2 separate regions of the Homo sapiens genome follow, and region 2 is linked to region 1. The links are chromatin loops, found by intact Hi-C in ENCODE. Cell type or tissue: gastrocnemius medialis. All regions are shown on one strand. Links, peaks and the distances in the headings refer to the core of each region. The heading gives the core; the rest is flanking DNA.

The links. A loop is a pair of places that touch in the nucleus more often than their neighbours do. Peaks named below come from ENCODE experiments on the same cell type or tissue, not always from the same donor. Only the 100,000 strongest peaks of a DNase experiment are listed, where the experiment ranks them.
Region 2: it touches region 1 in a loop (2.4-fold over the local background); 3 of 110 quality-filtered maps call a loop at or near these places.

What each region holds. Positions count from the first base shown.
Region 1 is chr10:17,731,610-17,746,975 of GRCh38, forward strand. No RefSeq gene overlaps it. Among named protein-coding and RNA genes, the nearest start is that of TMEM236, 13 kb to the right of the region's middle. RefSeq lists a silencer at 2,978-3,178. In gastrocnemius medialis, for the core only: CTCF peaks have their summits at 4,926, 5,953 (motif pointing right) and 6,152; a DNase peak (open chromatin) is centred at 5,642.
Region 2 is chr10:17,667,021-17,682,386 of GRCh38, forward strand. All of the region lies in intron 2 of STAM (signal transducing adaptor molecule), which reads left to right. Among named protein-coding and RNA genes, the nearest start is that of STAM, 31 kb to the left of the region's middle. RefSeq lists enhancers at 4,069-4,823, 6,663-7,199. In gastrocnemius medialis, for the core only: a CTCF peak has its summit at 8,886; no DNase peak of the experiment used is centred there; H3K4me3 peaks cover 1,253 bases; H3K27ac peaks cover 2,500 bases.

The DNA of each region.
Region 1 (15,366 bases), core at 4,573-7,072:
TGCTTTTCATTCTTAACTGGGGGAAGATGCAAATATAGAAAAGAATGAGTATAACTAATCAGGAAAATATATTCTGTTTTCTTCTGGACATTTATGAGTTGGGAAAGATCCTGATGAGAAAAGAGATCTTCTGCTTTCCTGCTTCCCTGTCAAACTGTCCCTTGAGTGAAATAGGAAGCAAGGATAGGTGGGATGGCATGGGGCAGGCTGGGGAAGAGGAACGCCCACTGCCCAGGAGAGGCCTTGGTCCTGGGGGATTCTCCCTGTGTGTGGTCATTTCTTAAAGACTGCAGTGCTGTAGCTCCCCAAAACTTTCAGGAAATAAGATCACTCTGTGTGATTCAAATTGACAAAATAGTAGAGAAGGAACCAAAGTAGGAGATGGGTACCTTAAAGCTGAGGTTAAACTCTGCTGGCTTAGCCAGATCAGTCTGACATGTTTTATTTGGCCTGCAGAGAGTTAAAAAATGTTTTTTGAATAGATGATATTTTATGTCTACGTGATTTCCCACCAAAAATACAGACTTTTGGCTCCTTGAAAAATCCCAGATCTAGGCCGGGCGCGGTGGCTCACGCCTGTAATCCCAGCACTTTAGGAGGCCTAGGTGGGCAGATCACGAGGTCAGGAGATCGAGACCATCCTGGCAAACACGGTGAAACCCCCTCTCTACTAAAACTACAAAAAATTAGCCGGGCATGGTGACTGGCACCTGTAGTCACAGCTACTCGGGAGGCTGAGGCAGGAGAATGGCATGAACCCGGGGGGCGGAGCTTGCAGTGAGCCGAGATAGCGCCACTGCACTCCAGCCTGGGCGACAGAGTGAGACTGTCTCAAAAAAAAGAAAAGAAAAGAAAAGAAAAATCCCAGATCTAACAACGTGAGGCCTGTGTTCCCACAACTATCCATGCTGTCTCCAGTTTGCTACTGAGCCCTCCCAACTGTTGGGGAGAATCAGAGATGGACTCTTATTGAAGCAGTAAAGAGACATTTATTATTATTTTTTTGAGATGGAGTTTCGCTCTTGTTGCCCAGGCTGGAGTGCAATGGCACCATCTCGGCTCACTGCAACTTCTGCCTCCCGGGTTCAAGCGATTCTCCTGCCTGAGCCTCCTGAGTAGCTGGGATTACAGGCATGTGCCACCACGTCCAGCTAATTTTGTATTTTTACTAGAGGTGGGGTTTCTCCATGTTCGACAGGCTGGCCTCAAACTCCCAACCTCAGGTGATCCGCCTGCCTCAGCCTCCCAAAGTGTTGGGATTACAGGCGTGGGCCACTACGCCCGGCCTGAGAGATTTTATACAGAAACTATTGCAATAGGGAAAAGAGACTTGCGTCCAGAACTGGGCTCAGTGGAATACAGTAAAGACAGATGGGGACTTACAGCCAAGGGTGGAGGGGAGTAGTTCATGGTTGGAAAATCACTAAGAGGAGACCTCGGGGATAGAGAGGATTCTTGCTAAGAGCAGGCCAGGGTGATCAGATAGCCAGGGTGGAGGACGAGGGATTTGATGAGATCTCAAGGCAGGAGGGCTTCTCTCTAAACTGACCTAGCAGGATTCTTGCTAAAACTGGGCTGTGCAGGCCTGGCAAGGACGGTGGCCAAGATCGAAGCCTGAGAAGAGGTTTAGGAGGTCAAGGAGATCATCTTGTCACCACTCTTTTGCCTGACCCAGGGGATATTTGAAGCATTGCCTCCTGCTTTAAAGAGAGGGTGGATCTAAGACCTCACTGTTCATTTGGACTGTTGAGCACTTGGAATGGGCTGGTGCAATTGAGGGACTGAATTTTAAATCTGATTTCATTTGAATTAATTTAAACTTAAAAACCAGCAGTGTAAGCTATTTCATAAGCTGTTTTGGTGGGACTATATTTCATGGTAACCATTGCATCCATAGAATAGTATGGTAGTGTATGTATTTTTCACTGTTTTTTAATATGGGTGCTAGAAAATTTAACATTCCACACATGGTTGATGTTCTGTTTCTCCTGGACAGTACTGGACTGTGGCTTCTAGGACCTGGTCATGATTCTAAAGAATGTGTCTGTGGCAGACAGACTCTGGAGTGTGTCCCCATGAGCCCTTCCTTGTGACGTTCAGACCCTTATTTAATTCCCTTTCTTTGAGTATGGGCAGGACATGTGTCTTGCTGAAAACCAATAGACTATGGCAAATGCGATGGGCCATCACTCCTTGCTGACATTACGTCATGCTTTTGCCGGCAGGCTGAGCTTGGAAGCAGACCCTTCCCAAGACGAGCCTCCAGAGGAGAACCCAGCCCTGGCCAACACTTTGATCGCAGCCTTGAAGAGGACTCAGCTAAGCCCTGTCCAGATTCCTGGCCCACAGAAACTGTGAGATAATCAGTGTAGGTGGTTTTAAGCCACTAAATGTGTAGTAATTTGTTATGCAGCAATAGAAAACACGTGGCCCGGAAGGGTTGGGGCACATGGAGAACTATGGAAATCCAGCAAAAGGACGGTGCAGGATGGGAGGAGGGTGAGGACCGAAAAACTACCCATTAGATACTGTGCTCACCACCCAGGTGATGAAATAATGTACACCAAACCCCTGACACAATTTACTCATGTAACAAAACTGCATATGTACTCCCAAACCTAAAATAGTTGGGAGGAAGGCTGGGCATGGTGGCTCACGCCTGGAATCCCAGCAGTTTGGCAGGCCGAAGCGGGAGGATCACCTGAGGCCAGGAGTTCAAGACCAGCTTGGCCAACATGGTGAAACCCCGACACTACTAAAAATACAAAAATTAGCCGGGTGCAGTGGTGCACACCTGTAATCCCAGCTACTCGGGAGGCTAAGGCAGGAGAATCTCTTGAACTCAGGAGGTGGACGTTGCAGTGAGCCAAGATCACACCACTGTACTCCAGCATGAGTGACAGAGCAAGACTCCATCTCAAAACAAAACAAAAAAATGTTGGGAGGTGATAAAAAGGTAATCTAGCCAAAGGGAAATCTGCTGATGAGAGTGAATCTTAGTTGGTGTCACTTAAGTATCCTGGTCCCGTGAATAAGCTGTTTCTCAGATGCTGACTGATGCGGCTTTGGTGCTGATTAGCTGACTGTCCTTGGTGATGATTACTTTCATCCTACGTTGGTCTGCTTCAGGGAGAGGAAGTTCAGGTCCATCTGATTTTTGAAGGTAGACTCATTGTTTGTGAGAGTTAAGTGGCTGAGTCCAGGCCACTGGGGCATGGTTGAAGTTGGCCTTATCCTACTGCTTGCAGTGTGTTGGTGGTAGTTTTAATTAAATGTGCCATGGAACAGATTGGGCCCCAGCCTCTGTCAGACAGATTAATCATAGTGGCTGACGGATCGGCGTATGCATGGAAAAATTTGCCAAAAACTTAATGATGTAGAAGCGAAAGGTAGAAATGGTTGGGAGATAATCCTCCATAGTTCTTGCACATCTTGCAAGCAGAGAAAATGACAGTGCTTTTTCTAGGCCGTCTTTTCCAGGATATTTGTATGGCACACAACCTTGGGAGATACACATAGCGTCTCCTTCTGGAGCAAGGGACAGGTTTGTTTACATCCTTGGAAGATGGAGTTAGTGTCTCTCTTTAGAGCAAAGCGCAGGCAGGCTGACCGTGATGAAAGACTGAGAGATGGAGCTCAGGGCTCCTGTTTTGTTCTGCAGCTCACTGCCTTTGCCCTTGTCACTTGCCCTTCTTATCTTCCCTGTGCTTGAGGAACTGGCACAGGAAATGATACTCTGGCTCCTGCTAACGCTGTGAGTAGCGTAGTTCTTTGTCTTGGAGCCATGCCTCTGTGCCTTCTGTCAGCATTCCGGGAACTGTGGCCGGCTGACTTTTCAGCTTGCCTTCATAGGTCTTGACAGTTGTGTTGGATAGTAATAATAAAGTCAAAAAGTCGTTTCTTGTGGAACAAAAGTTAATCCACTTATGACTAAACCTTTCCCAGAATAGGGGTGGAAGCCCATGTTTTTTCATTCCCTAGGGTCAGGGGCAGGGATTTTTGTTTTGTCGGATAAAATTATTCCCATTGATTTATAAAATATGTGTATCAACAAGCAGATCTTCCTAGGAGTGAGCTGATCACACCTTTCGCAGCGGCTTACTGAATTCACCTTTTCTAGGCCTCAGTCTTATCTCTAAAATGAGAAAATTGGCTGGCTATGGTGGCTCGTGCCTGTAATCGCAGCACTTTGGGAGGCTGAGGCGGTGGATCGCCTGAGGTCAGGAGTTCAAGACCAGCCTGGCCAATGTGGTGAAACCCTGCCTATACTAAAAAAAAAAAAAAAAAAAAAATACAGAAATTAGCCAGGCATGGTGGTGCGTGCCTATAATCCCAGCTATTCAGGAGGCTGAGGCAGAAGAATTGCTTGAACCTGGGCGGCGAAGGTTGCAGTGAGCCAAGATCATGCCATTGCACTCCAGCCTGGGCAACAAGAGTGAAACTCCATCTCAAAAATAAATAAATAAATAAATATTTAAATAAATAAAATAAAATGAAAAAATTATATCTCTCTTAAAGGCCCTTCCAGCTACAGTGGCTCCAGGTGATGTGAAAAATACCATCCCTTTATTTATTCAACATGCTCTTATCTTGTCCTTACTATGGGACAGGCACCAGTCTAAGTGCTTTTCAAATAACTCATTGAAACTAGGATGATACTAATAACCCCCTGCCATAGGTGAGGAGACTGAGGCACAGAGAGATTAATTATTTGCCCAAGTTCATCCAGCAGGTGGCATAGCTGGGGTACAAACCTAGGCAACCTTTGTGCTTGTGTCCGCCATGGTGTGCTGTCTCCCATCTTGTCACTGAACAATTGATTCAGTCTCTGCTGTGTGGGAAGCCCCTCCTGAGAATGCTGGAGGCCACAGGGGAGAATGAATCAGGTCCTTGTTCTCCAGGGTCTTGCACTAATGGAGAATTTTGTATTTTTCTCTCTCCATGTGTGTGTGCGTGTCCCACAGGAGGACTCCAGATTAAGCATTTGCATGTAAGAATGTCTCATTAGAATGTGGAAGTCTACATTAAGTGTAGGTTAAAGAATTGGTTCCAGGTTTTTAGTTTGCTTATTTAAGATTGTTTAAATAAACCTTAGCGTTCTAACCTGATGGTAGTAAACTAGGTCAGACTTCTGCGGGGAACTATAGAGACATACTTGGTCCAAAGTTCTACCTATTCAATACCTAAGATTAATAAAATTGTGTATAGAAATTTAAGTAGTTATGCTGAATCACATCCCTTAAAAATGGTTTTTGTCAACCCTAATCCCCTTCATGTGTGTAAATTTAAGCTTCTCGCAGAAAATAATGGAATCTTTATTATCTGCTATTACACCAGGAGCAATCATTTTTGCAATATTCACTTTATAAATGTTGAGTGGGTGGCCAGTTCCACTTCACCGTATGCAAGCTGGGTCTCCAGAGCCCTGGAGAATCACACTCAGGAGCTTCAGGGGACAGGCTTTTCTGAAAGAACTACTTACTGAAGGCCAAGGGAACAGACACCCTCAACTGTCACCACCCTGGGCCCAAAGGAGCAAGCGTTCAGCGGCAAGTGTGTACAGTGATTGCTGGGCCTAGGAGGAGGGATGGACTGACAGAGCTGAAACTGGCACAGTGAGTGGGAAAGAGGGACAAGGGAATCAACACCCTCGCTTCTCCTGCTGCCCTTTGGCCTCCTGCCAGTCCTCTCACTGGCCAAACCCAACTCGAATACAGAGTGATGGGGAAATATTGAGGACAGGGAGAGAAGTGGAGGAGAGCCAGCATGCTGGAGACATACTCAATTGAAGCAGGCATTGTCTAGCTCACCACCTGCAAAAACATTAAATTTTTCCTCTGGCAGTTATATTACCATGCCTATTATTTTATGAAAACCCAAAACATGTTCTAGGTTCTTTCGAGTTAATTTGCTGTGTACATTGCTAAGAATTTACATAAAGTACTGAATTTAAATTATCAGTAGGTGGCGCTGCTGAGATTGACTCTTGAAAAATCCAAATTAGCCATTTAACGGAAGATGATCTAGACTTCAGACAGATTATTTGGGAAAAAACATAACGCTGCAGGACAGTTCATTTATGATTCACTGTTTTCTCATGACATCTGGAATGCACCGATTTTTACAATTTTATTTCCTTAATATGTGGACCATTCTGGGTTTTCTCAACAATTAAAGAGCAGGGGCTGATGTTTCTCCGCAGAATTAGAAGGATGGTCATGCTATAGGCCGTATGCTAGACAAGGGGTAGCTGTTGCCTTTATGTCTTAATTTTCTGTTAGAGATTCACATAATGAATTATAATGTGGATCAAGATTTTTAAAATGGTTCAATTTGAATTTTCCGGAGAAGAGAATTAGATGCAGGGAACTTCAGAGCCACGTCTTCTGAAAGCATCAGAAGTGAGCCCCTGAGGGGCCATTTTCCTAGCAACCCTCAAGAAATAGAGTACTGCAGGCCTTTACCAATAGAAATAGGCCCATAAAAATCCGGGAGTTGTGAAATGTTTAACCTGACATATGGATTTTAAAGATGCCCAAGTCCTCTATTTTCCAAACGACATCAGAGGGGTACTTGGTAAAATACAGATTCCCAGGCCTTTTGCCTGCAGATTCTGATTGAGTCAATCTGGGATGGGACTGGAAAGCTATAATTAGCAGGTGCCTCCCCACCCCCGCAGGAGTCCTTAGGTCACACTAGTTTGGGAAACACTGATACTATGCAGCCTCCTCCTTTCCAACAAGTGTCTTCACCTACTTGGTGTAAAGCTTCACAGACATTCTGAGGTCACAATTACCTTTGAAAATTGAGGAAAGCTAGGGACCCTTTCACTAGAAAAATACTCCTGCCCAGAGGTTTACGTATAATTTCAGGTGTTTCAGGGACCCTTTAGAACTCTTTTTTTTTTTTTTTCAGACGGACTCTCGCTGTATCACCCAGGCTGGAGTGCAGTGACACGATCTCGGCTCACTGCAACCTCTGCCTCCTAGGTTCAAGAGATTCTCCTGCCTCAGCCTCCTGAGTAGCTGGGATTATAGGTGCCCACCACCATGCCTTGATATTTTTTTTTTTTTTTGTAATTTTAGTAAAGATGGAGTTTTGCCGTGTTGGCCAGGGTGGTCTCAAACTCCTGACCTCAGGTGATCTGCCCGCCTCCCAAAGTGCTGGGATTACAGGCATGAGCCACCACACCCGGCCTAGAACTCTTTTCTGTAGCCTTTCTTATGAACCTCTATCCTAGAGTTGGTTTAAAACTCTCCAGCCTAGATTTCAAGGCTTCCCCTAATCTTGCCCCATCCTACCAGTTGAGCCTCTTGTCTCATTATTCCCATGATAGCCAGGAGCTGTGAAGAGGAACCAGTTATATTCCAAGTCAAAATCAAAGGAACCTCTGTGCTTTCCTTTAAGCATATACGAGTCCTTTGCAATAGAGTGGAGTCTGTTAAGGAAACACACTAGGCAGGATTTTGTAGATTGTGGTCATTGGCATCTTCCAGGGAGAAAAAAGATGATAAAAGTCACTGGTGATCTGCCAAGGCAGACGTTTCACTTCGCTTTCTTCTCTTCCCAAGGACACAGTGTCTGATTTGTAGAGCATCATTTTGGGCCCTGTCATGGCACAGCAGAAGTCATTCTTACAACCCCCTGGTGAGCCACAGGGGCTTACTTCAGACTCCACCAGAGTCTTGCTGAAATATCTGTTAGCATCAGTAGGCTTGGATCCTACCAGCAATTAGAGTTGTCCAGTCACTCAAAAAAATTTTTGTTTTTTTAAAAGAGACAGGGTCTTGCCATGTTGCCCAGGCTGGTCTTGAACTCCTAGGCTCAAGTGATCCTCCCACCTCAGCCTCTTAAGTAGCTGAGCCTATAGGGGCACACCACCATACCCGGCTCCCAGTCATCCAAATATTTTAAATTATTGAGACTAGTAGGTTTATTACTAGCCTGAATCAATCCATCAACAGTCTGATGCTGGCCTTGTACTGTAAGTCCAAAGTATTATTGTTATTACAGAGGAGGGTCATATAGATTAATTTAAATACCTTAAGTCAGATCATACATAAATGTTGAAAATAGAAGTCATACCTGGGCCACTACCTCTTTGGTGGTGATTTAAACCATTACATTTTGTTTACTTCTGTACTTACGATGATGACTAGGTGTTTACATTAAATTGGCTTATCCATGCTTAAATAATATAGGAACAAAAAATATACTCAAATGGCAAGATACAGTTTTAAAAAATATACATGCAAACAGTTTAAAAGTGTAACTAATTGTTGGTATGTATGATGTTTTCATTTAATTCCCATTGTTTCATTTTAACAATGATATAAAGGTCAAAATAGAATTTAGCAGATGTTTAACCACTAGAAGGATCTAACATTGAGTAAGTGGACAGAAAACAGTTAACTGAGCAGGCTGGACTGCTGTCTTTTGAAAGGCCTGTTTACAAAGTTGGCCCTTGGCTGGCGTCTGGGAACTTAAATTTCGGGAGGGTTCCCACAATTCCCAGAATTGATAAGAGTGGCTCACTGTGCCTAAATGATTTGCGTCAATGATGTGGTTTATGCTGAACACCTGCTTGCCTTCTGGGAGTCTGGAAGTTTGGTGGGTTCCAGGCAGAATGTGCCTTGGCGACCAGCGCCCCGTAAAAACCATGGGCACCGAGTCACTGAGGAGCTTTCCTGGTGGCAACATTTCATGTGTTGTCATGGCCCATTGCTGCGGGAACTCAACAGGTCCTGTTTGACTCAACTGGGAGAGGACTTGTGCAAACTGGTACCCTGTTTCCCATGGACTTCATCACCTGTGCCATTTCCCTTTGCTGATTTTCCTTCAAGTTCTTTCAGTGTAAAAAATCATAGCCCTGAGTACAATCATATCTGACTCCTGTGATTCCTACACATTTATTGAAACGGGTGGTGGTCTTGGGATTCCCCCAACACAAGATACTGTCACCACCTTTAAGGAAGTAAAATGAATAAGAGAAATATGCATGTGAAACTATAGCACAAGGTTAGAATGTAAGTATGATAAGAAGAAATAGGGACCAATACTGCTTGCAGCTGGGTAATTAGATCTGGTCTTTGGTTATCTCAGTGTTTTGTAGCAAATTTAGTGTATTTCCATTAGGACCTTTGAAAGAATCCAGCTAGACTAGTGTTGAATGAAATTTATGGGAGGCCATTATTTTGATCTAGGCTCCCAGCAGATCAGACTAAACCCAAATGCAGTCACCAGTTGAAAGTTGAAAGTGCCATGTCATCAAATTGAACTTTGAGAAGTTTTCCAAACACCTGGAGATTTATAGCAGCCAATCAGAAGGGGCCCAGTGTACCTGAGCCAACATGCTAAGGAGGCCCCCTCTGATGTAAACTTATAAAGTAATTATTAAAAGACCATATCTGCTATTCGTTTCTTATTTCTGCTCTCTTCAGCCCTTTTCTGTCTATACAGCCAGTCTCTTCTGCTCTACTCGTCAAGGTTTTTATACTATTTTATAGAATGAGATGCTGTCCTGATTCATGAATTGCAATAAATGTCTGCTCAATTTTTAAATGAATTTTATTGTAATTTATTTTTTTTTGAGACGGGATCTCACTCTATTGCCCAGACTGGAATACAGTGGCATGATCATAGTTCACTGCAGCCTTGACCTCCTGGGCTTAATCAATCCTCCCACCTCAGCATCCTGAGTAGCTGGGCTACAGGCGTGTACCACCACGTGTGGCCAGTTTTTGATATTCTGTGGAGATGGAGTCTCACCATGTTGCCCAGGCTGGTCTTGAACTCGTGTGCTCAACCTGGAGGTTCAGGTAAAATTTCCTGAATAACAACTGGCCCATTCTCTGTGCTTAAACTATTAAAAAACAAACAAACAAACAAACAAAATTAGACTCATGCCTATAGTCCTAGCATTTTGGGAGGTTGAGGTGGGAGCATCACTTGAAGATAGGAGTTTGAGACCAGCCTGGGCAATATGGCGAGACCCTGTATCTACTAAATAAAAATTAGGCAGGAGGTGGCTAAGGTGGTGATATGCACCACCTAAGTCCCAGTTACTTAAGAGGCTGAGGTGGGAGGATGACTTGAGCCCAGGATTTCAAGGCTGCAGTGAGCTAGGATTGCACTACTACACTCCAGCCTGGCAACAGAGTGAGACCTTGTCTCAAAAAAAAATTGGTGCCCAGTCACGGTGGCTCACATCTGTAATCCCAGCACTTAGGGAGGGTGAGGCAGGCAGATCACCTGAGGTCAAGAGTTCAAGACCAGACTGGCTAACATGGTGAGACCCTGTTTCTATTAAAAATACAAAAAAATTAGCCGGGCATGGTGGCGGGCGCCTGTAATCCCAGCTACTTGGGAGGCTGAGGCAGGAGAATTGCTTGAACCCAGGAGGCGGAGGTTGCAGTGAGCCCAGACCGTACCATTGCACTCTAGCCTGGGCAAGAAAAACGAAACTCCGTCTCAAGGAAAAAAAATTGGTAAAAATTCCTGCTGTCAAGAAACTTACATTTCAGTTTGAGGGAGACAGGCAAGTAACATAAAAGTAAAATATTATGTTAGATAGTGTTACATGATAAAAATGAGGCAGAAAGAGGGATAGGAAGCTGGGGGAGTTGATGAAATTTTAGATAAATTATCTCATGAGAAGATGTCACTTAAGACCTGAAGAACGGGAGGCGGTTGGCTTTTTGGATATCTCTGGGGAGTTTTCCAGGCCAAGAGAATAACAGGGCAAAGTCTAACAGAAGCCTTTATGCTTGGTGTGTTTGAAGAATATTGAGGAGGACAAGGAGAGAGGAAATTTAGTCAGAGAGAGAGGTGGTAGGGGAGAGATCGTGGAAGGCCTGGAAAATTATGGTGAAGCCTAGGGCTTTGATCTAAGTGGCTTTTGAGATGAGCTCTGACGTACCTCACTAAATATCAAACTAAATGAGCCAAATTTACATAGTTCAAGATGGCGTATGATCCTCCACAAGACTCACAACTTAATAGCCTAAATTTTAAAAAGGAATAATTAAGGTTGGAAGATTTCAAGCCTATAATATCTTTTAAAATATCAACTCAAGGCCAGGCACATTGGCTCACACCTGCAATCCCAGCACTTTGGGAGGCCGAGGCAGGCAGATCACTTGAGGTCAGGAGTTTGAGACCAGCCTGGCCAACATGGTGAAACCCCGTCTCTACTAAAAATACAAAATTAGTCGGGCATGGTGGTGCATGCCTATAATCCCAGCTATTCGGGAGGTTGAGGCAGGAGAATCGCTTGAACCCCGGAGTTAGAGGTTGCAGTCAGCCGAGATCGCGCCACCGCACTCCAGTCTGGACAACAGAGTGAAACCGTGTCCCAAAAAAATACATACGTATATGTGGGTATCAACTCAAAAATTGTGATGAAAACAGAACAAAACCAAACCTGCGCCACCCAGTGGAGTAAGGAAGCACTGCATACAGGCAGATCACTCAGAATTTTTTTTTTTTTTTTTTCTTGAGACGGATTTTTGCTCTTTTTGCCCAGGCTGGAGTGCAATGGCGCGATCTTGGCTCACCACTCCCGACCTCAGGTGATCCGCCCGCCTTGGCCTCCCAAAATGCTGGAATTACAGGCATGAGCCACCGCACCCGGCTAGAAATTTTAACTTTTATCTACAGTGATCACATTAACTGCACAATTATCATTTTTGCTTACTTTGTGAATATATGGTGGGCAGGACTACTAATAGTTATTTTAAGATATTTTAAGTTACGTACGGAAGAATTGGAGAGTTGCAAACTTATTAAGTCCTCAACAGTGAAGATGTGGGAAATTTAGTTTAAAGCATCCTTGTGAACTTTGGGATGAATTTATGCTAATTGATTAGGCCTGAACCTACATTTTTGTCTGTTTAAATTTGTTACTCTGGAATACCAAAAGGCTAACTTGTTTTAGTCCCTTGAAAAATAAAATTTGAGAATTGTTGCAAACAGTGAAGGGACTTCCTTTTTTCCTTTAATACAGTTTTTTAAAAATTTCTAGCTCATTTACACATTACCACACACACAATTTGTGTGATGACTACATAGTGGAGTCGGAAATTTTAATTCACTTTCTTTCCCTTTTAAGATCTGGGAAATTTTAATGGAATGACATTTTAAGGGAGCATAATTTTTTTTTTAAGTAAGGATTTCCTATACATTTTGTTAATTTCAAGAACAGAGTCGGCCAGGCGTGGTGGCTCACACCTGTAATCCCAGCACTTTGGGAGGCCCAGGAGGGCAGATCACAAGGTCAGGAGATCGAGACCATCCTGGCTAACACGGTGAAACCCCGTCTCTACTAAAAATACAAAAATTTAGCTGGGCTTGGTGGTGGGCACCTGTAGTCCCAGCTACTCAGGAGGCTGAGGCAGGAGAATGGCCTGAACCCAGGAAGCGGAGCTTGCAGTGAGCTGAGATTGCGCCACTGCACTCCAGCCTGGGTGACACAGCGAGACTCCGTCTCAAGAAACAAAAACAAAAACAAAAAAAAAAACAACAATAGAGTCACCAGTTATAAAAGGGCCACAAAAGTGAATACACTGTCACCTTTGCTTTTACAAAGTTGCTTATTTGATAGCCAAACAGATGAAATAATACTTTTTCCTATAGTATATATTTAGCATAATCTGGACTATGATAGCATGAAATTGGTCAAGGGGGCTTATATCAGATAGTAATATCATCTTACTAAATTCTCTTCAAGTGATTGATTGGTCATGCCTGCGTGCGATGATCAGCAACTCTGGAAATTTCAAATAATCAGTAAACCAGGCCCCGGAACCTACTTTCACTTCTTCCCTAGGCTCTATGTACATTCAGCTCCATCCCAAGAGCAGTTTCACTGCCACTAGCTCCTGTCTTTTTGCACATCATAAGATCACAGGAAACAAACCACGGATATGCCAGAACATTCCTGGCAGTTTGTACATTGTGTTTCACAGACCCTACACTGAAAACAATGAGCAAACCTTGAGATTACAAATGATCTTCCTAACAATTTTAGAGACTCGATTTTTGACTTCCTGCCTGCAGGAAGGAAATGACAGTTGGAAGTGTGGAGAACAGGTGTTCCCCTGCACAGAATGATATCTTCTGCTTACTAAAATAAAAAACACTGCATCAACACTCCTACATGGAAGTGAACTCTAACCACAAGGCTCAGTCTTTTCACCACGGATCCAGCTTCAGAAACCCAAATCTGTTTCCTACCAGGAAGCTGTTAAACCCAGCATTAAAGAGCAAAGTAAGGCGCAGAGTTCCTCGAATCAGTACTGGGTTAATCCAAGTAAAGAATCTGGGTGGTTTGAAAATGTCCCCTTCCATGTCTTTCCAGTTACCACAGTACAACTGCATGGCACACTTATCAGAGGACTTAGAAGGGCAGGAATCAGGATTGGAGTAAACGGGTCCCAGCTGAAGGGTAGGTAGGTGATCTTAAACCCTCTTTCATCTCCCGTTGTCTTTGTCTCCAAGTCAGGGGTCTGGGATTATTTCCTCCCAGTAGCTTAGTGTTGGCATAATAGCTTTCTTTTTCTTTGCCAAGGTCGCTAGTTGCTCTATCCCTCATGAAGGAACCTTCGCTGCTTCATAATCCTTTCTGTGAAACTCAGGCAAATGACACCTTAAAAGGGCTGAAGACTCTGACATAATTGAAGGCCATGCCTCGGGTCAGAGAAATACCAGACAGTCCTCTCCAGTCTCCTTCATTAATGGTGCAAACCCATTAGGGCGTGTGCATTTTCTGAGGGCCCACAGATTGGAGAAGGCTGGGGAAATATTGTAGCACTCCCATCTATGAAGCCGTGGTGAATGCTTGAAAAGGGTCATAGTCTTTTTCAACAGGCATCACGAGATTAATCAGTTCTGCAATCCACAGCGACTTTGTCTTTTCTCTTTTACCTTGAGACCCCAAGGAGCCATGCTGTGGAGAAAGAGATCTGGTAGCTTTATTTGGAGCCAAGCATTGCAAGGGTAAGGAGGAGCGAGCGAGGAAATTGAAGCCTGTAGACTGAGTGAGTAGATTGAATTGAGACTCATAGAACATGATTTCTCCTTCTGAAATGTCAGCGTGGGAGACAGCTCACTCTCCCTTGGAATAAAAAAAGAGTTAACCATGATCAAATCCCTTCACATTCCTTCTGCTGCCTACTTCTGTCTATTTTTTTTTCTCTGCCGTATTCTTATTTCTTTAATTTTTTTTTCTAATTTTTATTCCTAACTCACCACTTCTCTCTCTCTTTTTGAGTTGGAAGGAGGACGGGGTCTCTGTTGCCCAGGTTTGGAGTGCAGTGGCGCAATCATAGCTCAACCTCCTGGGCTCAAGCGATGCTTCCTCTTCAGTCTCCTGAGTAGCTGGGACTACAGGCACACACCTCCATGCCCAGATAATTTTTGTATTTTTCATAGAGATGGGGTTTTGCCATGTTGTCCAGGTTGGTCTTGAACTCCTGGGCTCAAGCAATCTGCCCACCTCAGCCTCCCAAAGTGCTGGGATTACAGGCATGAGCCACTATGCCTGGCCGTCTCCACTTCTCTTATACTTCTCTTGTGCATTCCTTTTTTCCAGGAATACATATTAAGGGACCGTTGTGTGCTTGGCACTGTGCTGAGAAATGAGGATGCACAGATGAAAAGCAGATGCTCTCTGCCTTCCAGGAGCTCACGGTTTTGTGAGGGACCCAGTGTGTAAATGAATGGTATAAGAACATTTTATCATTTGTGCTACCCTACAAGTATCCAAAAGATGTTTTGAGCCTGGGCACAGTGACTCACGCCTGTAATCCCAGCACTTTGGGAGGCTGAGGCGGGTGGATCACTTGAGGTCAGGAGCTCGAGACCAGCCTAGCCAACATGGCGAAACCCCATCTCTACTAAAATACAAAAATTAGCTGGGCATAGTGACTGATGCCTATAATCTCAGCTACTCTGGAGGCTGAGGCAGGAGAATCGCTTGAGCCTGGGAGGCGGAGGTTGCAGTGAGCCGAGATTGCGCCACTACACTTCAGCCCAGGTGACGGAGCAAGACTCTGTCTCAAAAAAAAAAAAAAAAGGTGTTTTGAGAAAGGAGGGATGACTTAATTCCGCTTGGAAAAGCAGAGTAAGAAAAGGTTGCACAGAGGAGCAGGAGAGAAAACAAGGGTCTGTAGAAGGATGAAGCTTCCCTTTTCAGCCTTTTCCTATGAAAGCAGGAGAGGATGATCCAATTCCACCCAAAGGCCCAGCCAGAAAACAGTGGTTCAAACCTGTCTCCTGTCTTCTGCTTGCCTCTTGACTATTTCGCTGCTCTTAGGTACTACCGTTAAAAGGATAATTGAAGTGCAGTTTGATTATTTGGCTTCTATA
Region 2 (15,366 bases), core at 7,716-10,215, 61 kb before region 1:
TTCTAGGTACTGTAGATTCTCTCAACTTTCAAGTGAGAAATCTAATTGATATTTAGGATTCTTTTATATAACTTAAAATAGCGGAAGTGTTCCAGCAGAGTTAAATAATTTTTTTTTTTTTTTGAGACAGAGTTTCACTTTTGTTGCCCAGGCTGGAGTGCGATGGTGCGATCTCAGCTCACTGCAACTTCTGCCTCCCAAGTTCAAGCGATTCTCCTGTCTCAGTCTCCTAAGTAGCTGGGATTACAGGTGAACGCCACCATGCCCGGCTATTTTGTATTTTTAGTAGACATGGGGTTTCAACGTATTGGTCAGGTGGCCTTGAACCCCTCACCTTGTGATCTGCCCTCCTCAGCCTCCCAAAGTGCTGGTATTACAGGCGTGAGCCACCGCATCCAGCCCATAGAATTTTTTTTTTAAAACGTGATCTTGATTTCCATGTTTCACTCAGTTTCGTAACATGGCAGAATTTCTTTAATTCGTTTCATTCTCTTTGCGTTCGTCATTTTTTCTTTTATTTGTCAAATACTGAATGCCAAATATCATGCTTTGGCTATACAGTGGTGAATAAAGCAGGCATAGCCTTTGCCGTCAATGGTGCTAATATTCTAATGGTGGAAGATGTGAAATAAACAGATACTAACAGATGATGGTCAATAGCTAAGAAGCTAGTAACCAGAGTGCTATAATGGAAAATAAAAAGGTAGACTGGTATGAGGGGGTTACGTTTATGCTATAATTTTAATGTTGAAAAGAGACAGAGTTCAAAGCACTGCATCCCAGAAAGAAGCAATAGTCTGTAGGTGAATGCTGAATGCTACAAGGTAGAGAAAACTTGATGCCTTCTAAGAACTTGAAAGTTACAGAGTAGCTGGAGCAGAAGTCAGTTGCCCTGAATGAGCGCAGAGCTGGGTTTCAGAGTGAGTTAGAAAAATAGAAGATGATGGTTGGAAGGTAGGATCCTTTAAATTAAAACTATAGAGGGTTTTCAGTTATTGGTAATGACAAGGTCTGATGACTCCAAGGTCCATCGGAGTTAATAAGATGTGATAGAAGTTGAAAAGCCAAAGTGTTGAAAGCATCACTTACACTGTTATTAAAAGCTCCAAGAATTAGGACAGGAGTGATGTTGGAGAGAGAGGCAGTGATCCAGTAGCTAAAATAATTGACAGGTGAAGGGGCATTTGAGATTTTTAAATAAACTGCAACATGAGGGGACTGACGTGATTGGAGCTGGGCAGTTTTAGGAAAGAGGGAGAGTGGTTTGGAAGAGGCAAGGGAAATGAATGCACATTGCTTAGCATAATGCATATTGAACAGATAGTACAGAGGTCAACTCCGACACAATTTCCCCAATTATTCACATATTTCATTAGTGTATATATTTGTTACAAGATATGAACCAATATTGATACATTACTATTAACTAAAGTCCATAGTTTGCATTAAGGTACACTTTGTTTTGTACAGGTCAATGGGTTTTGACAGTGTATATAATGACATGTGTCTACCATTGTGTAATGCCACGTATCTGTCATTACAGTACCATGCTGAATAGTTTTATCACCTTAAAATGACCTGTGCTCCATCTGTTCATTCCTTTCCTTCCTCTCTTTGCACTTTAAACAGCCACTGATCTTTTTACTGTTTACAAGTTTATCTTTTCCAAATGTTGTGTAATTGGGATCGTAGACTATATAGCCTTTTCAGACTGGCATCTTTCACTTACCAGTATGCATTTAAGGTTCCTACGTGCCTTTTCGTGGCTCAGTAGTTCATTTCTTCTTATTGCTGAATACTCTTCCATTATATGGATGTTCTACAGTTTGTTTATTAACCTACTGAAGGACATCTTGTTGGCTCCCAGTTTTGGTGATTTTTAATAAAGCTGCTATAAACATGAATTTGCAGCCTTTTGTGTTGACATCGTTTTAAGTTCAGTTGGGTAAATATGTGAGAACATGATTGCTAGATCATATGGTAAGACTGTTTATCTTTGTTAGAAGCCACCAGACTGTCCCCACAGTCTCAGTATGGTTTTGTTTTTTACATTCAAGTCTTTGATCTATTTGGAATTTATCCTGTTAGGCAGTATGAAGTATGGTTCTAACTTTATTCTTTTCTATTTGGCTACCAAATATCCCAACACCATTTACTGAATCGTCCATCTTTTTTTCTTCTGATTTGAAATATTTCTTTTATATATTATATTTGCATATGTATTTAAGTCTGTTTTTCTCTTTTGACCCGTTGGTATGTGTCTAAACACATTCTGCTACCACATGGTTTTAATTATTAATATGTTTTGACATTTGGTAGGATATGGTCTTGAGGTTTTTTTTTTTTTTTCCGGAAATGTTGTTTTAGATATTCTTTCCCCTTCCTACTCTCATTAAATAAACTTTCAAATTGAGTTGGCTGGGTTAAAAACAAAACTTTCTGTTTAAATTGGCCTAGTTTTAAATTAACAAATTTATGTCTTTATGATATTAAATCTTCCTATCCGAGAACATAGCATCTCTTTTTGTTTATAACCTTTAGTAGTGTTTTTAAGTTTTCCTCTTAAAAGTCTTGTACATTTTTTGTAATGTTTCGTCTGAGGTATTTTGTCCTTTTTGCTGCTGTTTCAGTGGGGTTTTTCTTTCACTGATTGGGAATTTCCCTTCTTTTTCTTTCTTTCTTTTTTTTTTTTTCTGAGATGGAGTCTCGCTCTGTCACCCAGGCTGTAGTGCAGTGGCGCAATCTCAGCTCACCGCAAATGCCGCCTCCCAGGTTCACACCGTTCTCCTGCCTCAGCCTCCCCAGTAGCTGGGACTACAGGCACCCGCCCCTATGCCCTATGCCCGGCCAATTCTTTTCTTTTCTTTTTTTTTTTTTTTTTTTGTATTTTTAGTAGACACGTGGTTTCACCATGTTAGCCAGGATGGTCTCGATCTCCTGACTTCGTGATCCGCCCATCTCGGCCTCCCAAAGTGCTGGGATCACAGGCGTGAGCCACTGCGCCCAGCTGGGAATTTCCCTTCTTAAAGGGTAGACGGGATTATAGCATCTGTGTATCTGGAAGAGAATGATGCACTTTGAGGGGGAAATTGAGATGATGATTCAGGAGAGAATTGGGATAACAACAGAAGTCAAGTTGTTGACTAGGCAATAGGGAATGGGATCCGATGCGAGCTGATTTTTCTATCTTTACTTGCCTAGACAATGATTTTACTTTTTTATTTTACTAAGTCTTAAAAACATCGTATATTTTATAGAATGAGACTTATAGAATTCTGATGACTGTTGTGCTTGTTTTGCAGATGAGAAAACTAAAGCCCTGAGATTTTTAATGTGACTTGTCTAAAACGAGTGAGCAGAGGCAAAATTAGAAGTCAGATTTCTTTACTTCCCATTTTATGTTTTTTTCTACCTTCACTGTGCTGTGTGCTTAGGTGCTTGTATGAGCAGTTATATTTGAAGGTTAAAATTATGAATCAAGACATACCAATCTTACATTAAAGTTTTTGGTGATTCCTCTCTCCCCATACGTTATGTTACATTGTGTTTTGTTTGACTGAAATATACCTTAGTGTTACATGGTCTAGAAAACTCAAAATATCATCGTACTGAATTTAATCCTCAATATTTTAGTTCAGCATGTAGAAGTTTAGTTTATCTGCTTTTCTAATGAAGTCCTTTGGGACTTACATGAACATGTTTGTTAAATAATAGTCAAATAACATCACTGTATATATTTATATTCACGTTCCATTATCTCATAAGAAATGCCTACTTAATAAGCTTAACATTAAGGGAATAATTTGATATTTGTACTCTATATTTTGCTCCTTTTATATGTTGTGTGGATTATGTTTTATGTAATGTATGTTACAAATCAAATTTGCATTTTGAATATGTTCAGTATATAAAGATTGCATTATTTCTGTTGTGATTTCTTTTGTACTTTTATATTAGAATTCTCTTACAGTCTGTGACATGCCTTCATGCTTATGAAAGGCATCTAAATAAGGCTCTACTCAGTATTCAAGGAGCATTCATATTATCTCTTAATTTCTAAAAATATTTAGTTCATTCAGCAAAGATTTGAGTTCCCATGTCTTTTAGCTGCTGTGTGTCTGCTAGGTCCTGGTATACTAAGACCTATAAAAGCTATGCATGCACATACTCCTCCTTCCTCCAATATAGACGTACATATGTCCTTGAATGGTAAACCACAGTAAAGCTTTTTTTGTAGCATTTTAGATGAAGATGTAATGTTTAAATCACTCTAAAATAACTTTGAAAGCTACAGTTGTAAAAGCAAAGATAAAAAATGAAACATTTTTGTGCTTTCAAGAACTAACATTGTTGAGAGTCTCTAAATCCCTGGCATGAGTCTAGGAGTTTTGTATTAACATTCTGATAAGGAGGTATTAGACATCTCCTCTTTTACAGATGAGGTCTGTCAAAGCTTCAAATCGTTTTTCTACTGTATCACAATGCTTCTTTTGTTTAGTAATGGTTTTCAGCCTGGGTGGTATTGCTCCATTAGGGATGGTTTCAGGTGTCCCATGACAGGCGGGTTACTACTGATGTTACTGATGTAGTAACTAGCAGGGATCAGGGATGCAACATGCCAGATAGTCTTTCACTAGTGTCCTTGTACGTTTTTAGTCTGACATAGGTTATTAGAGGTTAACCATGCAAACATATTTGTTAACCATGTTTTTTATTATTGCTATTGATAATTTTTGTTTTGATCATTTTTCTTTTATATTTGCAATACTTTTAGGCAAATACCCTGTTATTTTGTTATGTCCTGAGAGAGGGATAATGAAGAGGTGATATCCTCATTTTGAAAAGTTGATTGGTCTAAAAATCATTTATTAATTTAGTAATATATACAGGAATTAGAATTTAAATTTACTGTCTTTTCAATGACAATAATTTCCTTTAGAGTATACAATCTTCCTGTCACTGCTCGGCATATGGTTTTTATGATACTAAAAAGTACTTTTCAACTGAGATATAGAGCTATTTGAAATAGGAGAATTTTCAAAAGTTTTATACAGCATAGGATGTCACAAATCTTGACTCCTTTTTCCAACAATAGCTTTAAATATTCTTGGCTTCCTCCTATATAGCAATGGAAATACCTTTTCAGATAATCTCACTAACTGGTGACCGCGCCTAACATTGAGCTATAGATCTCTCATAACTGTACAACAGTATACCTATAAGTAGATAGACATTTGTAAATAATATAGTGACATTGTTGAAAACTTACTGTGGGCCATTCAAAGACATTTGAAATTTCACTTTTCTTGGAAAAGAGAATTGCAAGAATGCAAAATTGCTTTTAGTTTTCCTTGATCCTCTGACTGTAGAATTGAGCTGTATCATATACATGTTTAACCTACTGAATTTAACTGTATTCTTTTCCAGCCTCCTCAGATTTTTTCCCAAAAAACTTGTGCCTGCCAATTCATTTAGTGAGCTTGTATGTGCTGTCTCACAATTACAATTCCCACTTTTCTCATAGCATCAATACCTTGCTGTGCTGAGGGCCATTCTTGCTCGGAGCATGCATATTTTATCTAACATAGTCCTGTATGCAAGCCAGCTTCTTCAGCTGTTGCTCAAAGTAACAGTTTTGCTTTAATAATTGAGGAAAAGTTGGCTGTATTGGACACATTTGAGAGACGGTTCATGAGTTCTCCAATAGTTAAATCCCTAATCAAAGAAAATGGAGTAACTGCAGTTTTGGCCTTTATACCTTGACTTTGGAAACTGACCTTAAGAATGTTGTTCTTCTGTGACATCTTACAGCAGTGTGATTTGTGTTATGGTCATTTATCAAATGATAAGTAGGTATTTTTAGGTGGAAAACTGGGAAAAGTGAGAGATAATTCTCCTTTCCCTGTTCTTTGTCCCTGCCCCTGACCCCTATCTTTTTCTTTTCCCATCTCAAGATAAGGAAAAGAGAGGATGTGTCTTACAAAAAGTTTTAAAATACCAAAATGGGGTTTTAAGAAGCTTTTTGAGAGAGATGAGGATTTGCCCACCCTTTAAACAGGTAGGTGATGGAAACCTTTGGTAGACTCTTCTAAGTGCACGTGCAGATTTTCTCTTACCATGTATTTTTACAAAATATTTTGTGTTTATTGCCACCCGTCTCTTCTCACATCCTCTGTTCCTCCCAGCACTACTTATTGTGCGTTTTCCCCCTCATGGCTTTATTATAGTTCTATTAACTACATTTTATGAAAGGATGTATGTTTTCCACTTAGCGAACTCAGTGGAAGATACACAGAACTTGGTAATAAATAGAACTTTATAAGGAAGATGACTTATTCTAAATATTAGTTGTACAATAGTGAAAAGCAGTATTTTTCGTGTTTTGCTCAGTGACTTTTTTTTGAGCATCAGCCACGTTGAAGGCACAATTCTAGGCCCCATTCGCAATGACAGTGTTTTAACTTCAGTCACGGGAGAGCAACAGCAGTTGCTAAATAATTCTTATTTTCATTTTCTCAAATTTCAGTTGACAGTTTATTATGTGCCAGAGGGCATGGTTAAGGAGTGGCATGCCAAGGATGAGCTGTGTAACCCTGGGCCCTGCCTTCAGCAGCCCTCATGATGGGGAGATAAGTAGTTAAGGAGAAAAACCCCGCAAACCAACCCAACAGAAGAGAGGTGTTAAATGCTAAAGCTTTATCATGTGATGGTGAAGAGCACAGACTCTGGAGTCAGATTGTCTGCTTGTGAGGTTCTCAGCACAGCATCTAACACAAAGCAGGCACTCCCTAAGCGTTAACTATTAGTGTTACAACTATTATCTGACAGATTTAGTTCAATATTTGAGTTTGCAGGAGGAATACCTAACATTCCAGGCACAGCTTGATGTGGGGAGCTGTCAAGGGCCTAAGTTCCTCAGTTTAAGAGATGTGTAAGCTCTGATCTGTAGGATGAGTAAGCGTTGACTAAGAACAGCAGGGCGGGAGAGTCCTTGGAGGGACTGGAGGTCCAAGAGAGCAGGGTTTTGAGAAGTGATCCAGGGATGAGATTCATGGCTGGCTTTTGTAAGCCTGACCTGATTTAGTCTTTATAAACTTGAAGTGAATTTATTTAAATATGTATTATGTTTAAGTTATGTTTTAAACAGAGATTAAAAGAAGACCCAAACAATTCTAAATAATATGACTTAGTACTGTTCAAACCTACCAGCCGTCAGCTTCCTTTGTTAGAGGCTGTTCTAGTTATCTCTTACTACACAACTCTTAGTAGTAACTGTCCTAACACTTAGCTTAAAAGAGCAGTTTATTATATCTCAAAGTTATGTGGGTTAACAGCTGGGCAGTTCTTGCGTGGGGTCTGTCATGAAGTTGTAGTCACATAGTGCCTGGGACTAGGGTCATCTGAAGGCTTCACTGGGATGGATGCTTAGTATGGTGAGCAGTGATGGTCGACCATCACCTGGGACCTCACCTGGCTATCAGGTGAAACTCTTACCCAAGGCCTCTGCTTGTGGCTTGAGCTTCTCACAGAATGGTGGTGGGTTCCCAGAGGGAGCATCCTAAGAGCTAGTGCTCCAGGAGACCCAAATGTACTCCACATGGCTTCTTGTAAGTTATGTGTCTCAGAATGTCACTTCCACTATATTTTATTGGTCAAGCAAGTCACTGAAGTCAGTCCAGGTTCAAGGGGAGGGTTGTTAGATGTCACCTCTTGAAGGGAAATGGTAAGTTCATGTCAAAGGAATTATTATCATAGTTATCTTTGGAATACATAATTTGCCTGAGGCCTGTTAGTTCCATAAGTGTTGAATCAGAACTTTGAACTTAACAAAACAATGAAAAATACCATTAGGAAAAAATAATTCTAATAAACAAAATTATAAATTCCACTTTTGATACTTGAGACACTCAATCCTTAAGAATGGAATGACAAAATGTGATACAAGGGTTTCTTCATTTTTAAATCTAACATTTAATTATGACTTTTGACATGGAAAAAATTGTTCTGTGTTGAAAGATGTACCCATTTGTGTGTATTTATAAATATGAACAGCTGACAGATAGGGAATCTTAACTGATTAGGTAGTCATGAAGATTTTCTTTCATGGTGCCTTTTCATCGCTTGGTTTTAGACACATGGCCTGATACAGCTTTTAGTTTATGAACATTCATAAAAGCCTAATTAAAGATAATAGCATTTTTTGGCTGGGCACGTGGCTTACGCCTGTAATTCCAGCCCTTTGGGAGGCCAAGGTGGGTGGATCACCTGAGGTCAGGAGTTTGAGACCAGCCTGGCCAATGTGGTGAAACCCTGTCTCCACTAAAAATAAAAAAATCAGCTGAGTATGGTAGTGCCTGCCTGTTATCTCAGCTACTTGGAAGGCTGAGGTGGGAGAATTGCTTGAACCCGGGAAGTGGAGGTTGCAGTGAACTGAGATCGCACCACTGCATTCCAGGCTGGGAGACAGAGTGAGACTCTGTCTCAAAAAAAAAAAAAAGATAGTAGCGTTTTCTGAAATTGATGGTTTTAAACATGATATTGTAGTTTATATAAAGTTTGGACAACTATGTTTATGTCACAGTTTTAACTTATACAGGGATTCACTTAAGTTTTAGAAAAAAACACTAGGCTAGACTATGAACTTCATGAAGCAGGGTCAGTCTCTTCTTGTTCACTACTTTATTCCTAAAGCCTTGCATAATGCTTGTCACCTAGAAGGTAATTAATGAACGTTAGTTATGGAAAGTATTATTAACAGAGTTCTTTGGTACCTATTGAATTTTTTTTTAACAGTGACTCTCTAATTTTTATGGCGGTGATTCACCCTGAAAGTCTTGCTTACCTAATTAGATTAATCCAAAGGGCCGGTATCCTTTTGCACTGATACCTACAAATAGCACTCCATGTGGTGGAATCAGATTATCTGAGTACTTCCAACACGATGAATGGGCAAAAATGAGAAGTTTTCTTAATTTACCATTAGATCAGAGAAGTGACTGCTGATAGAATTCATTAAAAAAAAAATCTGTCCTTTGCACATTTGCCCTAAGAGCTTCAAGTTCTGCAGAGTTTGTGTTTTGTTTGGGAAATTAGAAAGGTCTATTGCAAAAGAAAGCACAGTAGCACAGTTTGGATATTTGTGTGTGAAGATTGATTGATTAAGGAAGGTTCACGACTTAATTTTCATTTACTTCCAGGCATGAGCTGACTTATTTTTAATAGTTATGACTTCACCTAGAAACTGAATGGTTGAGAGTGGTATAATGGGGCAGGAGTGGGTATAGGGAGGATGTGATAGAGAGGAGCTCCATCTTAAATCTCCTTTCTTTGAATCTGACAGTGCAGTTTGTTGAGATAGGAGTAATACTGGTAAATAATGAAATTGAATTTGATGCTTTCAGTTCATCAGCTGACATATGTAGGCAGTTATGTACATTCCTGCAAAGTCTGTTCTTTGTCTGGTCTGTGATTTGAGAAAAAGACATTGGAAGCTGCAACGGTATAGAAATACTGCCCCCTTTTCTTTTACCCTCTTACGAACTATATGACCCAGATCTATTCATAAAAAGATGATTTTGTGGATGAACATAGTTTTGGCTGTTGTGACCATAACATCCAATTTGCCTTGGACAATTGTAGTTTATGCCTGCTGTTCCTCTGTTATGTCCAGTTAACACCATCTTTCACTCGCGAAAGGGTACTGCCATAGAGAATGAATTATATAGACACCATGCTTGTAATCAACTTTCATTTGTCATTGGAAGGATAATAGCCAGAAGTATACTCACGTTAAATTCACTTATAATCCCCAAACCTTTTTAAAAAGTAGTGTTTTAACCATACTTTTAATTACTTGGTAAGATTTAATAATTATACATATATATATATATAAAAGTTCAGTATTACCTATCTGGTGGAAATACTAAAAACTGAATTAAAAATGCATAGGACAGAATGAAACAGTTCATAATAGTGGTTAAGTTCTGTTTTGTAGACAGTTCTGAAGGGATTTTTAAGCTAGTATGTAAAAAGATACTGCTGTGTTTGCACAAACAAGGTGTTCATCAGCGCTTCATTCTTACTGGCTTTGCAGCTCTGTCCTTTTAATGGTTCAGTAGCCAATTTTATTTTGGTGCCAGAGATATCTTTGCTTTGGTTTTTACAATTGGCTGTGGTAAAACAACATAGGAATGTCTAAAATAAAAAGGAATAGTTTCATTTCAACACCCCTTTCCCCACCATCCTTTCCAAAAGTCACAGTTTAGGTTTCCTACCTTAAAAAAAAGTGGTTTATAAACAAAATACATAATCAATTTTATTTAACATTTGGTAAAGAAAGTATACAGGATTATTTTCTAAAATATTGAGCTGAATCATCTTTAGATTATTTTTTACTGATTTTAATTTTAGTATTCAAATAATTCTTTATATCTGGCCTTTACCATGCATTGAAATGATTGTTTTGTGTTTTTATGTCGGCATGGTATTCACAACTGCAAGTCAGTATGGGGTCACGGACCCTGGCTCCTAAAATAAGTCCAACTGTGAAAAAGGCAAAATCTAAATAATAGTGTTAAAGTACATAATTTCTTCAGTCTAATGATGCTGCTATCCAAAAATTTTAATCTCTTACAAAATCAGTAAAGTAGAAGAAAAAAGTTTTAGGATTAAAAAAATTGAATGCTTGGCACATAATAGACATTCAGTCAATATTAGTTCTTTTGTGTGTTGTTTCTCCCTTCACCATGCTCTTTAGGTGGAAGCAGCCTCACAGGCAGTTGAGCATCCTTAAAATCAGGAATCCTACCTTGTATCCTAATTTTTCTATATAATTATTAAAAAGGATTTTTTTGTATTTATTACAGTGCTAACTAATTATACTTAAGCATATTGCTTTGCTTTCCAGGGCTCATTGGAGTTCAAATTGCCCGATAAAAGTTTTTACTTTTATAAATACATATATATTTCACATACCATCAAATTTACCATTTTAGAATATACAATTCAGTGGGTTTTAATATGTTCATAAGTTTGTGCAACAGTATCTAATTCCTGAACAATCATCATCCCAAAAAGAAAGCTGTACTCATTAGCAGTCACTCCCATTCCCACCTCTCCTCATTCCTGGAAACCACTAATCTACTTTCTATCTGTGTGGATTTGCCTGTTGTAGACATTTCATATAAATGGAGCTCTGCAATACATGTTCTTTTGTGATCAACTTTCTTCATGTGGTGTAATTTTTTTTTTGGAAGACAGAGTCTCGCTGTGTTGCCCAGGCTAGAATGCAGCGGCACAATCTCAGTTCACTGTAACCTGCACCTCCCAGGTTCAAGCGATTCTCCTGCCTCAGCCTCCTGGGTAGCTTGGATGGGGTACATGCCACTGTGCCTGGCTAAGTTTTTGTATTTGTAGTAGAGATGAGGTTTCACCATGTTGGCCAGGCTGGTCTCGAACTCCTGATCTCAGGTGATCCGCCTGCCTCGGCCTCCCAAAGTGCTGGGATTATAGGCGTGAGTCACCACGCCCAACCTCATGTAGTGTAATTCTTCTGAGGTTCGTTTATGTTGTAGCTTGTATTAGTACTTATTTTATTTTGGTAAAATATATTTAACATAAAGTTTACTATTTAAATCATTTTTAAGTGTATAATTCAGTGGTATTTAGTACATTCACAGTATTATGCAACCAACACCACTATCCATTTTCAGAACTTTTTCATCATCCCACGTAGAAACTCTACACCTTTGAAATAATGGCTGTCCATTTCCCCTCCTAGCCACTAGTTACTTTTTTCTATGTTCTATCTTTATGAATTTGTCTATTCTAGATACCTCATGGAAGTGGAAACATAGAATTTTTTGTGCTTTTGTGTCAGACTTATTTCACTTAGCATAATGTTTTCAAGGTCCATCCATGTTGTATATAGCATGTGTCAGAATTTCCTTAAGGCTGAATACTATTCCATTGTATATCACATTTTGTTTATCCATTCTTTCGTTGATGGACATTTGGCTGTTGTGAATACTATTAATACTACTCTGAACATGGGTGTACGGATATTGGTTAGAGTCCCAGCTGGATTATATGTGGTTATGCTTAATTTTTTGAGGAACTACCACACTTTTCACAGTAGCTACACCATTTTACATTCCCACCGGCAATGTACAAGGGTTCTAATTTCACTACATCCCCTCCAATATTTGGTATCTTTCCTTTCTTAAAAAAATAGCCAGCCTAGTGAGTGTGAAGTGGCATCTCAATGTGGTTTTGATTTGCATCTCCCTAATTGCTAGCGATGTTGAGCATTTGTTATGTGCTTATTGGCCCTTTGTGTATCTTACTTGGAGAAATGTCTATTCAAGTCCTTTGCCCATTTTTGAATTGGGTTGTTGTTCGTTGTTGAGATGTAGGAGTTCTTTATATATTCTGGCTGTTAATCTCTTGTCATATATATGATTTGGAAATATTTTCTCCCATTCTGTGGGTTGACTTTTCTTTATTGATGGTATCCCTTAATGCACAAAAACTTTTAATTTTGATGTTTAATTTGCGTGTGTTTTTTTTTTTTAAATGAAGTGTTGATGTTAATTTTTAAACATTTGGTAGAATTCACCAGTGAAGCTTTCTGTTTCTGAGATTTTCTTCGTGGGAAGTTTTCTTAATCAGTAATTTAGTCTTTTTACTTGTTACATAGGTCTATTCAGATTTTCTGTTTCTTCTTAAGTCAGTTTCTTTTCTTTTTTCTTTTTTTCTTTCAACAGCTAAGCATATCATAGAGTTAGTTTCGGTAGTTTCCTGTCTTTGTAGGAATTTGTCCATTTTAACTAGGTTATCCAATTTGTTGGCATAAAGTTGTTCATAGGGTCTTTTAAAATCCTTTTTATTTCAGTGAGGTTGAGAGTAATGTTCCCTCTTTGTTTTTTGATTCTAATAAATTGAGTCACCTTTCTTTCTTGGCCAGTCTAACCAAAGGTTTTTCAGTTTTGTTGATCCTTTAAAAAAAAACTTGTGTTCATTGGCTTTTCTTGATTGTGTTTCTGTTGTCTGTTTTATTTATTGCCTCTCTTTATTGTTTCCCTCCTTCTCCTTTGCTTGCTTTGGGTTTCCTTGCTCTTTTTCCTCGTTTCTTAAGGTATAATCTTAGGTTATTGATTTGAGATCTTTTTCCCCAATTCTTTAGATTGTAGCAAAATAAACATAGCATAAAATTTACCATCTTAATGGTATTAAATACCTGCATAATGTTGTGAACTCTAGTCCCCATCTACCTCCAGAACTCTTTAAAACTGAAACTGTATACCCATTAAACAATTAAACAATAACTCCCCATTCGCTGCTCCCCAGGCCCCCTGGCAACCACCATTCTACTTTCTGTCTATGATTTTGACTACTCTTTTTTTTTTTTTTTCTTTTTTTGGAGATATGGTCTTACTCTGTCACCCAGGCTGGAGTTCAGTGGCGCAATCGTGGCTCACTGCAGCAAGTGATCCTTCCACCTCAGCCTCTCGAATAGCTGGGACTACAAGTGTGTGCCATCATGCCTAGATAATTTTAAAAATTTCTTGTAGAGACAGGGTCCCACTATATTGCCCAGGCTGGTCTCACACTCCTTGGCTGGAGCAATCCTTCCACCTTCATCTCCCAAAGTGCTGGAATTATAGGTGCAAGTCACTGTGCCCGGCCTTGATTTTGACTACTCTTAGTACCTCATCTAAGGGGCATCATACAGCATTTGTCCTGTTGTGACCAGCTTATTTCACTTAGCGTAATGGCTTTAAAGTTCATCCCTGTTATAGCGTATTCCATGTATGTATGTACCACATTTTGCTTATCCATTTATGCGTCTGTGGACACTTGGGTTGCTTCTGCCTTTTAGCTATTGTGAATAATGCTGCTATGAACACGGGTATACCACTATCTCCTCCAGACCCTGCCTGCTTTCAGTCCTTTGGGGTATATACCTGGAAGTGGAATTGCTGGAGCATATGGTAATTCTATTTTTAATTATTCGAGGAACCAGTATACTGTTTTACACAGCACCTGTAGCGTTTTACATTCCCACCAACAGTGCACAAGTGTTTCAATTTCTCCACATCTTTGTCAACACTTACCATTTTTTCTGTTTTTCTTTATAGTAGCCATCCTGATGGGTGTGAGGTGGTATTGAGATCGTCTTTTTTTTTTTTTTTTTTAATGTAGGTGCTTATAGGTATAAATTACCTTCTCACCGTTTTACTACACCCTTAAGTTTTCTTGGGTTATGTTTTCCTTTTCATTAATCTCAAAGTATTTTCTAATTTCCCCTGTGATTTTTTTCATTGACCCATTGGCTATTTAGGAGGATGTTGATTTTCACGTATTTTAATTTTCTATATTTCTTTGTTCTTTCAGATTTTATTCTGTCTTTGGAGAACATGCTTTCTATGATTTTTTATCTTTTTAAATCTGTAGAGACTTGTTTTATGGCTTAACATTGTTTATCATGTGTAATATCCATATGCCCTTGAGAATAATATATTGTATTATTTCTAGTTCAAATAATTTATAGATGTTGATAATGTATTGTGTTATTAGAGGAAAATATATGTCATTTTAATCTGATGATTTAATATTTTGAGGCTATCCTTTTGACTTATATAAAGAGCTCCCTGTTTATGTTATCTGAATTTATTGGGAGGCATATCTGTGTCCAGAACATAGCATGTTTAAGTGACAGGTATGAATCTTGTTAGTGCCTATTACTGCCTGGTAACTGGCATCATGGGCAAGGAACTGAACTTCAGTAAATGGAGGACTTGGTTTGCTGTGAATGTTTTGAACACTGAATGAGTCCTTTGCTTATTATATAATTTTTGAGAGCCTAAGCACATGATGTTTCGTAGGTTATATGAATGATTACTCTGCTTTACTATTATCATTAATTACCATAAAGCATCCCCATGAAATGCATGTTTGCTACATTCTTGGCCTGTCATTTAAATAGATCTGTTTTTACTGACCTGTGATTTATCTACAACAAAGAGCATCCCTTGTATGTGTATGGTTTGATAGTTTGATGAGTTTTGACAAATATATATACCTATATAAGTATCACCCCAACCAAGATAGCATTTAATCACTCCCAAAAGTTCCTTCCACCTTATGCAAGTACTAATATGCATTGTCACTATAGATTAAATTTCCTTTTCTAGAATTTCATAAAATGAAATAGTATTGTCAGTACTCCTGTGTCTAGCACTAAATGTGTTTCTAAGATGAATTCAAATTTTTGTATGTATCAATATTCCTGTTTCTTGGGGAAGAGGTATTACATTGTGTTAATATATTACAATTTATCCATTCATCTGTTGATGGGCATTTGGA